2 separate regions of the Homo sapiens genome follow, and region 2 is linked to region 1. Evidence: read pairs that join two places in POLR2A ChIA-PET (ENCODE). Cell type or tissue: OCI-LY7. All regions are shown on one strand. Region 1 overlaps SHCBP1L (SHC binding and spindle associated 1 like). Region 2 overlaps LAMC2 (laminin subunit gamma 2).

The links. ChIA-PET counts read pairs that join two places held together with the same protein. Peaks named below come from ENCODE experiments on the same cell type or tissue, not always from the same donor. Only the 100,000 strongest peaks of a DNase experiment are listed, where the experiment ranks them.
Region 2: POLR2A ChIA-PET joins it to region 1 with 17 read pairs; 3 of 35 experiments call an interaction of 5 or more read pairs at or near these places.

Annotation. Positions count from the first base shown.
Region 1 is chr1:182,932,896-182,937,895 of GRCh38, forward strand. All of the region lies in intron 5 of SHCBP1L (SHC binding and spindle associated 1 like), which reads right to left. Among named protein-coding and RNA genes, the nearest start is that of SHCBP1L, 18 kb to the right of the region's middle. In OCI-LY7, no CTCF peak of the experiment used is centred here; no DNase peak of the experiment used is centred here.
Region 2 is chr1:183,216,710-183,221,709 of GRCh38, forward strand. LAMC2 (laminin subunit gamma 2) reads left to right here. Exons shown (of 23, transcript NM_005562.3): 4 at 1,681-1,779; 5 at 4,116-4,252. Among named protein-coding and RNA genes, the nearest start is that of LAMC2, 33 kb to the left of the region's middle. In OCI-LY7, no CTCF peak of the experiment used is centred here; a DNase peak (open chromatin) is centred at 2,492.

The sequences.
Region 1 (5,000 bases):
TGTGTGTTAGCAATTTACTTTTTTTTTGGAAACAGAGTCTCACTCTGTCACCCAGGCTGGAGTGCAGTGGTGCGATCTCAGCTCACTGCAACCTCTGCCTCCCAGGTTCGAGCAATTCTCCTGCCTCAGCCTCCTGAGTAGTTGGGATTGCAGGCACACACCACCACACCTGGCTAATTTCTGTATTTTTAGTAGAGACGGGGTTTCACCATGTTGGTCAGGCTGGTCTCGAACTCCTGACCTTGTGATCTGCCTGCCTCAGCCTCCCAAAGTGCTGGGATTACAGGCATGAGCCACCTCACCTGGCCAGCAATTTACTTCTTTATATTGCTGAGCAGTATTTCATTATAGGATTTTCTATATACAAGACCATGTCATCTGTGAATAGAGATAACTTTACTTCTTCCTTTCCAATCTGTATGCTTTTTATTTCTTTTTCTTGCCTAATTGCTCTGGCTAGAACCTCCAGTACAATTTGAATAAAAGTGGCAAGAGTAAATATCCTTATCATGCTCCTGATTGTAGGGGGAAAAACATCTCTTCTTTCACCACAAAAAATGATGACTCTAGCTGTGAGTTTTTCATAGATAGCCTTAAACAGGTTGAGGAAAATGCCTTCTATTCCAAGTTTTTTTTAGAGTGTTTATCATGAAAGGGTGTTAATTTGTCATATGATTTTTCTGTGTCTATTGAGATGACTGTGTGTCTTGTTTTTTTATTCTATTAATATTATATATTATACTGATTGATTTTCGTATTTTAAAACAACATTGGATTCCTGGGATAAATCTCACCTTAGTCATAGTGACTGATCTTTTTATATGTTGCTGGACTCCATTTGTTAGTATTTTGTTGAGGATTTTGTATCTATATTCATTAGTGATATTCGTGTAGGTTTTCTTTTCTTGTGATGTCTTTGCTTTTGGATTCAGAGTAGTATATTGGTCTCACAGAATGAGTTGGGAAATTGTTACCTTTTATTTTCTGGAAGAGTTTTTGAAGAATTAGTGTTGATTCTTCTTTAAATGTGTGTCACAATTCACCAGTGAAGACATCTAGTCCTTGACTTTCCTTTGTGAGTAGTTTTTCATTTGCTAATTCAATCTACTTAACTTGTTATAGAGCCAGTCAGAATTTATGTTTCTGCTTGAATCATTTTTGGTAGATTGTGTCTTACTAGGCATCTGTTCATTTATTCTTGGTTATCTAATTTGTTGGCTTATTTATACTATTCCTTTGTAATCCTTTTTATTTCAGTGTAGGTTTTTATGTGGACCTAAGTTTTCAAATTAATTGGGTAAATACCAAGTAGGATTGCAACTGCTGAGTCCTATGGTTAAACTATGTTTCACTTTGTAAGAAACTGCCGAACAGTGCTCTAAAGAGGCAGTACCATTTTGCATTCTAACCAACAAAGAATGAGAGTTCCTTTGCTCAACATTCTCAGTAGCAATTAATATTATCAGCTTTTTGGATTTTAGCCATTTCTAATAGGTATGTAATGGCATCTCACTGCTGTTTTAATTTGCAACTTACTAATGACAAATGAGGTTGAGCATCTCTTTATATGCTTTTTTCTGTCTGTGTGTCTTCTTCGGTAAGGTGTCTATTCAGATCTTTGCCCATTTTTAATTGGGTTGTTTGTTATGTTTGAGTTTTATGAGCTCTTTGTATATTTTAGATACAAGTCTATCAGATATGCATTATGCAAATATTTTCTCCTAATCTGTGGCTAGTTTCTTCATTCTCTTAATAGTGTATTTTTCAGAGCAGTTTTCAATTTTAACAAAGTCCAACTTATGACTTTTTTCTCTCACATAACATACAGTATTGTTGTGGTACCTAAAAACCCACTGCCAAACACAAGATTATCTATAATTTCCTATGAGTCTTATAGTTTTGAGTTTTATGTTTAGGTTTATGGACCACTTTGAGTTAATTTTTGTGAAAGGTCTGTATCTAGGTTCACGTTTTTGGATATAGATATTCAATTATTCCAGCACCATTTGTTGAAGAGAATATCCTTTTTCTATTACATTTCTTTTGCCCTTTGTCAAGTCAGTCTACTCTATGTGTGGATCTTATGGACTCTCTAATCTGGACTATATAAGGACTCTATTTATGGACTCTATTTCCTTTCACTGTTCTATCTGTCTCTTCCATTAATCTATTCTTTGACTTATACCATACTGTCTTGATTACTACAGCTTCATAGTAAGTCTTAAAATCGAGTAGTATGAGTCCTTCTACTTTTTGGCTATTCTAGGTTTCCTGCCTTTCCACATGAGTTTTAGAAACAGTTTGCCAATATCTACAAAATATTTTGCTATGAATTTCACTGGGATTGCACTGGATCTACAGATCAAGTTGGGAAGAACTGACATTTTTAAAATATTGGGTCTTCCAATCCAAGAACATAAGATATCTCTCCATTTATTGTCATCAGTGTATTGTAGCTTTCTGCATTATAGGTCCTATATTTTGTTAGGTATATACCTAAGTATTTCACATTTTTGGTTCTATTGTCAATAATTTTTAAAATTTAAAATAAATTGCTCACTGCTGGTATATAAAAAAGCAGTTGATTTTTGAATATTAACCTTGCTTCCTGTAAACTTGCTATACTCATTTATCGGTTTCAGGAGTTTTGTTCCTTTTTGATTCTTTGGGATTTTCTACATAGACAATTATGTCATCTGCAAATAAAGATAGATTTATTTCTTCTTTTCCAGTTTGTAGGCCTTTTGTTTCTTTTTCTTGTCTTATTGCATTATTTAGAACTTCTAGTATGAAGGTGAATAGGAATGGTAAGGAATTGTTACATCTTCCTGGAGAACCAAACCCTTTATCATCATGAAATGTCCCTTTTTGTCCTGATAATTGTCCTAGTTCTTAAAGGCTGCTTCATCTGAAATTAATATAGCCACACCAGATTTTTATTAATTAGCATGAGCATGAAATATCTTTCTCCATCCCTTTACTTTGAACATATCTGAACCTTTATAAAGTGGGTTTCTTACAGATCACATATAGTTGGATATTGTTTTCTTAAATCCATTTTCATAATCTCTGCTTTTTTATTTAGACCATTTACATTTACAGTTATTTTGACATAATTAACATTTACCATATTGTAGCTGGTTTCTATTAATACAGAGGTTGCACTTGTCCTTTGTTTCCTTTTTCCCTTTCTTTTCTGCCTCTTCTAGTGTTTTGGTTGCTTTTTTGTTTTTTGTTTTTTTTTTTTTTTTTTTTTTTGAGACAGAGTCTTATTCTGTCACCCAGGCTGGAGTGCAGTGGCATGATCTCAGCTTACTGCAACCTCCACCTCACAGGTTCAAGTGATTCTCGTGTCTCAGCCTCCTGAGTAGCTGGGATTACAGGCATGCACCGCCACAACTGGCTAATTTTTTTATTTTTAGTAGAGATGGGGTTTCACCATGTTGGCCAGGCTGGTCTGGACTCCTGACCTCAGGTGATCCACCCACCTTGGCCTCCCAAAATGCTGGGATTACAGGTATGAGCCACCACACCCAGACCTGCCTCTTCTAGTTTTAATTTAGCATTTTATTTTGTTCCATTGTATCTACTCTCTTAAATCAATTATACTTCTTTTTTTAAAAAATTAATATTTGCCCTAGAGATTGCAACATATATTTTTAACTAATTTAAGTCCACTTTCAAATAACACTATACTACTTCACATGTCATGCAGATACCATATAACAGAGTATTCCAATTCTATCCTCCCATCTTTTATGATATTGTTTCATTTATTTCAGTAATCCATGAGCTTTAATTACCTAATGAATCATTACCACTATTATGTTAAATAGCTATCTTTTAGATCAATCAACAATAAGAAAAATAGAGGCTGGACACAGTGGGTCACACCTGTAATCTCAGCACTTTGGAGGTCGAGGTGGGAGGATCACTTGAGCCCAGGAGTTTGAGATCAGCAAGGGCAATATAGTGAGACCCTGCCTCCACAAAAATAAAAATAAAAAAATTAGCCAGGCATGGTGGCACACACCTGTGGTCCCAGCTGCTCAGAAGACTGAAGTGAGAGGATCACTTGAGCCTGGGAAGTCGAGGCTGCAGTGAGCCATGATCACGTCACTGCACTCCAGCCTGGGTGACAGGGCAAGACCCTGTCTCAGAAAAATAAATAAATAAAATAATAATAATAATGATAATAAAATAATTTATTTTACCTTTATTCCTTCTCCCACATTGTTCCTTACTATATGTAGACATGAGTTTTTCTCATTTTTCTTTTCCCTGAAGAACTTCCTTTAACCTTTCTTGCAGAACAGGCCTACTAATGATAAACTCTCAGTTTTGTTTGTTTTGTTTTGTCTGAGCAAGTATTTCTTGCTCACATTTGAAGAATAATTTCACTAGATACAGAATTCTAGTTTGGTGGTTCTTTCAACATTTTGAATATTTCTCTCCACTCTCATCTTATTTTCATAGTTCCTTCTGAGAAATTCTTGTTCACTATAGTAGGTAATGTGGGTTTTTTCCTTTGGCTTCCTTCAGGATATTTTTTCTTTATTTGTCGTTTCATGCAGTTTAAATGTGATATGCCTAGGTGTTGATTCTTTGATATTTATCCTGTTTGGTGTTCTCTGAGCTTTATGGATCTGTGGTTTTGTGTCTGTATTTAATTTTGGAAAATTCTCATCATTATTAATTCAAGTATTTCTTCTGATCCATTTGCTCTTCCTTCTTCTTCTGGTATTACAATTACACATATGTTAACACCTTTTGAAACTGTCCCACAGTTCTTGAATGTTCTCTTCAGTTTCTTTCATTCCTTTTTCTTTGCATTTCTGTTTGGGAAGTTTCTATTGACAAATCTTTAAACTCATTATTAATTCTTTCTTCCCACAATAGATCATGTATCCCAGCTATTGATGAATTTTAAATTCTCTGACTGATGAATTCCAAAATCATACCTGAGTCTCTGTGATATTTGCTTTGTTTCTCTGAAGTGT
Region 2 (5,000 bases), 280 kb after region 1:
CACTCCATATCTTATTTTCTATTCATGTTTGTCCATTTCTCCCACTAAAATGTAAGCCCCCTGTGACTCTGTCTTGTTTGCTTCTGTGTCCCCATGCCTGGAGTGGGAAGAGGCACCTTGAGGATGTCCAGTGCATCTGCAGCTGGCCCTGTGCCTGCTGCCCTTGCGATCCACACACCTGACCTGGCATAGGACTCCTATGGAATGGGGACTGTTCCTATTTCTCTTAGCATCCCCGGTTCTGAGCACCCGGTAGATGCTGAATACGTGTTTGTCAGATGGTCCAGATAAGCAGTAGAGAGGGAGCTAAGAAGGAAGGAGGCCGTGAGAATTCAAAGATAAAGATTGGCAAAGAAATTCCAGCCATAAGCATTGCTAGACTTGGCATGTGACTGGATGAGGAATGTGAGGGAGAAGGAGGGGTCAAGGGTGCTCCAGGTTTGTGCAGGATTTGGGTGGGATCATAGGGCAGGCAGAGGAGGAACGGATCAGTAGAGAAGAGACAATAAACTTGGTTTTTGAGCAATGAGATAAAACACATGATTGCGTGCAAAGTGGGTGACAGAAGCAGGGATGGATGAGATAGGGAGATTGTGCCAGAATTCAGTGAAAGCTCTGATACCTTCATTGAGAAAATCTTGCCACAAACAAACAAACAAACAAACAAACAAACAAAAGTCTATTAAACCCAGCAATCCCAGCAATTCCACTCCTAGGTATACACCCAAGAGAAATGAGAAGGTAGATATCTGCACAAAAACTTGTACACACACATTCACAGCAACATTACTCATAATAGCTGAAAAGTGAAAACAGTAACCAAAAAGAATATATGTATTCTGTCACCAAAAAGAATTTATGTACTGACACATACTATGACATAGATGAACCTCAAAAGCATCATGCTAAGTGAAAGAAGCCAGTCACGAAAGACCACATATGGTATAATTCCATTGATAGGAAATGTCTAGAATAGGCAAGTCTGGAGAGACAGAAAGTAGACTGGTGGCTGCCGAGGGCTGGAGGTGGGACTGGAGGGAAGAGATGTGGCAGGGTGGGGGACACAACTGCTAAAGGGCACAGGATTTCTTTCCGGAATGATCAAAATGTTCTAAAATTAATATTGACGGTGATGGCTGTACAACTCTGAGAATCAGCTAAGAACCATTGGATTGTACATTTTAAATGGGTGAATTGCATGGCATATGAATTATATCTCAATTGAGGAATTACCAACAGAAAGAACTGAATGGAATAAAATAGCAGGTAGATGGAATTAATCATGATAAAAAGCAGACATCATTTAATTAAACAATAGGGAAACAAATGATAATTTTTTTAAAAAATGTAAACTGAGCCAAACAGTGAACCAAAGTAAACTAAACAGTTGAGTGATGAACTTGGTTTACATTCTGGCACAAACCCCTGCTCTCTTTAGGAGTGGCAGACAGTTCTCGGCCCAGCTGCTACCCACCAAGTACACTCTGAGCAGCACTGTGTAGGCAAGTGAGTCCTTAAGTGTGTGAGAGAGGTCCGCACGGGCGAGGATGGCTAGGAGAAGCCTCATCGAAGAAGGACTGCCCAGCTTCGTGATGTTTGCTCATGAGCAGTTGATTTTTATGTGCATAGTTGTGAAGCATTTGGAAGCATGTCCCTAATTTTCTTTTTCTTCTTCCCCAGAGACTCCAAGTGTGACTGTGACCCAGCTGGCATCGCAGGGCCCTGTGACGCGGGCCGCTGTGTCTGCAAGCCAGCTGTCACTGGAGAACGCTGTGATAGGTCTGTGTGAACCGTGGCCCTACAAACAGCAGAGAGAGTCCCTTGCCAACTAGCATGAGAATTAATCCTCCGAGTGTAATTATGGAAAAGGGATACTTGACAAACGTTGATGACCTTCTTCCTGCTCTCTGTCCTCAAAAACTAAGCTTTTACAACAACAACAGCAAAAACACACACACACACTGAGCACCCAAATCTCACTGGACTCCATACTCTGCTCTGGGCACCCTCTCTTTATTTTGACTTTGGGAGAGGCACAGGACCCCAGAGATTCCTCCCACCAGCTGGCTCCAAATCCCAGGTGCTCTGTATGAGGCAGTAATCAATAGTGAGATCCTGGGACACAGGCTGGTTGCAGGAAAGGCCTGGCCTAATTAAACATGCTGCGAAAATTCTTGTAAGAGGGCCTATCACAGCATATGGCCATATATAACCATCGTGTACAGAAGAGGCACTGCCCTGGGGATAGGATGGCAGTTACATGCACACACATGAATGGGCATGGGGCTGGGAGGAGGTAAGAGCCCTTTGGGCCAAGCCACACTGGAGGAGGTGGAGCAGTGAGGCACCATCCCCCCAAGCTGCCGGTGCAGGACGTGCCTTAAGTACAACTGTGCTCTGGCTTTAAACTCTTCCCTCCCAGAGGCTGTTGAGCAGAGGGCTGTGAGGCTGGCGTCAGAAGCAAAGGCTTCCTCCTCATTTCCTTAAAAGTAAGAAAGCAGTTCTTTGGCACCCTGCCAGTCACTTATACCTGCACAGAGGAAATGTCAAATACACTCCTAGCTTGTGTTTTCAGGGGTTTCTGGCTGCTGAGGTGAAGGCAGGGACATAAAGTTTAAGTGTTAAAAAGGAAGTCACTTGTTGAAAGCCTTTTTAATTTCAAAATAAAAGACAGAAATAGAATGCCACATAAAAGAAATGTTATCACCACCAATGGTAAGAAATAGACCTCTGCTAAAACTGCGTCCCAGTGACAATGCCCCCCTCCTCCCTAGAAGTGACCACTATTCTGACTTTTATGGTAATCGCTTTCTTTCTTTGCTTCATAATTTATGACCCCAGTGTGTTCCTAAACACAATCATTTAGTTTTGCCTAATTCCCTTCCTTTCCCTTCTTTTGTCTTCCCTCCCCACTCCTCCCCTCCCATCCTTCCTTGTTTTTTTAAGCTCTTTTAATCAGCAGGTTTCTTCTCCATAGAAACCATAATAATTCTTTTAACTCTTGCTCTTAGAGAAAAAACAAAGCTTGTTTAGTTACAACTGTTCTCTGAAGCACCTGCTCTTCACAGCTACCCTGCTTTTCTGTGATACTGTACTCAGAACATTCCCCCCAACATGTGGTGCAGTGGCTTAGACTACATGATTTGGAGACAGATGTACATGAATTTCAATCTTGCCTCAGCCATGTACCTGCTATATGTCAAGAGTTTCTTAACCTCTTGGCCTTAGTCTCCTCATCTAAGAAAATTGGAAATAGCAATTCCTCATAGGGTTGGAGGGAGGTTAAATGAGAGAACACACACAAGGTGCCTGGCACAACATAAGTGCTAAATAAATAATCATTGAAACTATCGTTATTTCACATTATTTCATGTGGAAGGATGTAGTTAACTTGAGCAGAGGACAAACAAGTCCTCCCCAGCTTCCCCTGCCTTCTTCTCTGTGACTCCAGCATCGAGGATGCCCCTGTTAGTCGTGGTTCTTATAGAAGCCACTGGAGGGATTGAGCTGGGAGCAGAGGTGGAATGCAAGCTTACACCTGGCTTTTGGAGAGTGTCTTAGCCATCCTTTTTCTTTGTCATATCCTCACCTGCCCTTTTCCCCAGTGAGCCAGAGCCCAGGTACAAGAGTCAGAGATGGGGATCAATACCTAAGTGGTCTTGGGGAGGGGGTCAATAGAGCTGAGTGGTGCTGAGGCAGGAGCCTCACCTTTCCTGGTCCCCACCTCCCAGTCTTTGTCACCATTAAACAGTAGCTCCAGGACAGGGCAGCATTGCATAGCCCTGCCCACACCCATTCTGCTCATCTGACCACCACTCAATTTCCTACCAAGGACTGGCCGACTACTCAGATGCCAGACCACCAAGACAAATGTGGCTCTGTTCTACAAAGGAACAGAAAGTGAATGTTTCTTATGCCGTCTAATTTAGGGGGGTCGTGATTGTCCATCTGGTGGTCTGGGGGTGGGGGTGATATGCAAAATCTGGTATTTCCCTCCTCTGAAAATTAATAGGGCCAAATGGAAGAGAAGGTAGAGAGGCTGACTCATTCATCATATTTTTTCTATAGAATAAAAAATAACCTATAATATCCTGATTTCTACAATGCCACTGCAGGTGTCGATCAGGTTACTATAATCTGGATGGGGGGAACCCTGAGGGCTGTACCCAGTGTTTCTGCTATGGGCATTCAGCCAGCTGCCGCAGCTCTGCAGAATACAGTGTCCATAAGATCACCTCTACCTTTCATCAAGGTAAAGCCTTCTATTTTCTAGGTTTTAGTTTTTTAATGTTGTACAGGGCTTTGTGTTTAGAGACAACCACCTCCGCATTCACAGGATGGATTCTCTTTAGAAATTCTCTTATAGTATTGAATGTACATTATTTTGTCAGGGCACTCAGGCATATCCTGATGTCTTGAAAAAGTCATAGGCTGAAAATAGTTCATTCATACTAGTGAATATAACTTAAAAGAATAACTAAAAAAGAGACTAGATTTTTATTTCCCTGAATTTTCCATCCCCATCTATTTCAAAACCACGAAGGAATCATTCATTTGGTTTGGAGAGTGTATGAGTCTTCCTGGAATTCACGTTCACTAATAATGCTGTTTTCACATATAATAAATGAGCTGATTTATGTGAAATTAGTTCCCAAGCTACAGAACACTATAAAAATATTGGAAACTGATATTATTTCAACATTAAGTCTGAGTTTCCCTTTGAAAAGACTGGACCCGGGCCAAGCGTGGTGGCTCACACCTGTAATCCCAGCACTTTGGGAGGCCGAGACAGGTGGATCACGAGGTCAGGAGATCGAGACCATCCTGGCTAACATGGTGAAACCCCGTCCCTACTAAAAATACAAAAAAATTAGCCGGGCGTAGTGGTGGGCACCTGTAGTCCCAGCTACTCGGGAGGCTGAGGCAGGAGAATGGCGTGAACCCGGGAGGCGGAGCTTGCAGTGAGCCGAGATCGCGCCACTGCACTCCAGCCTGGGTGA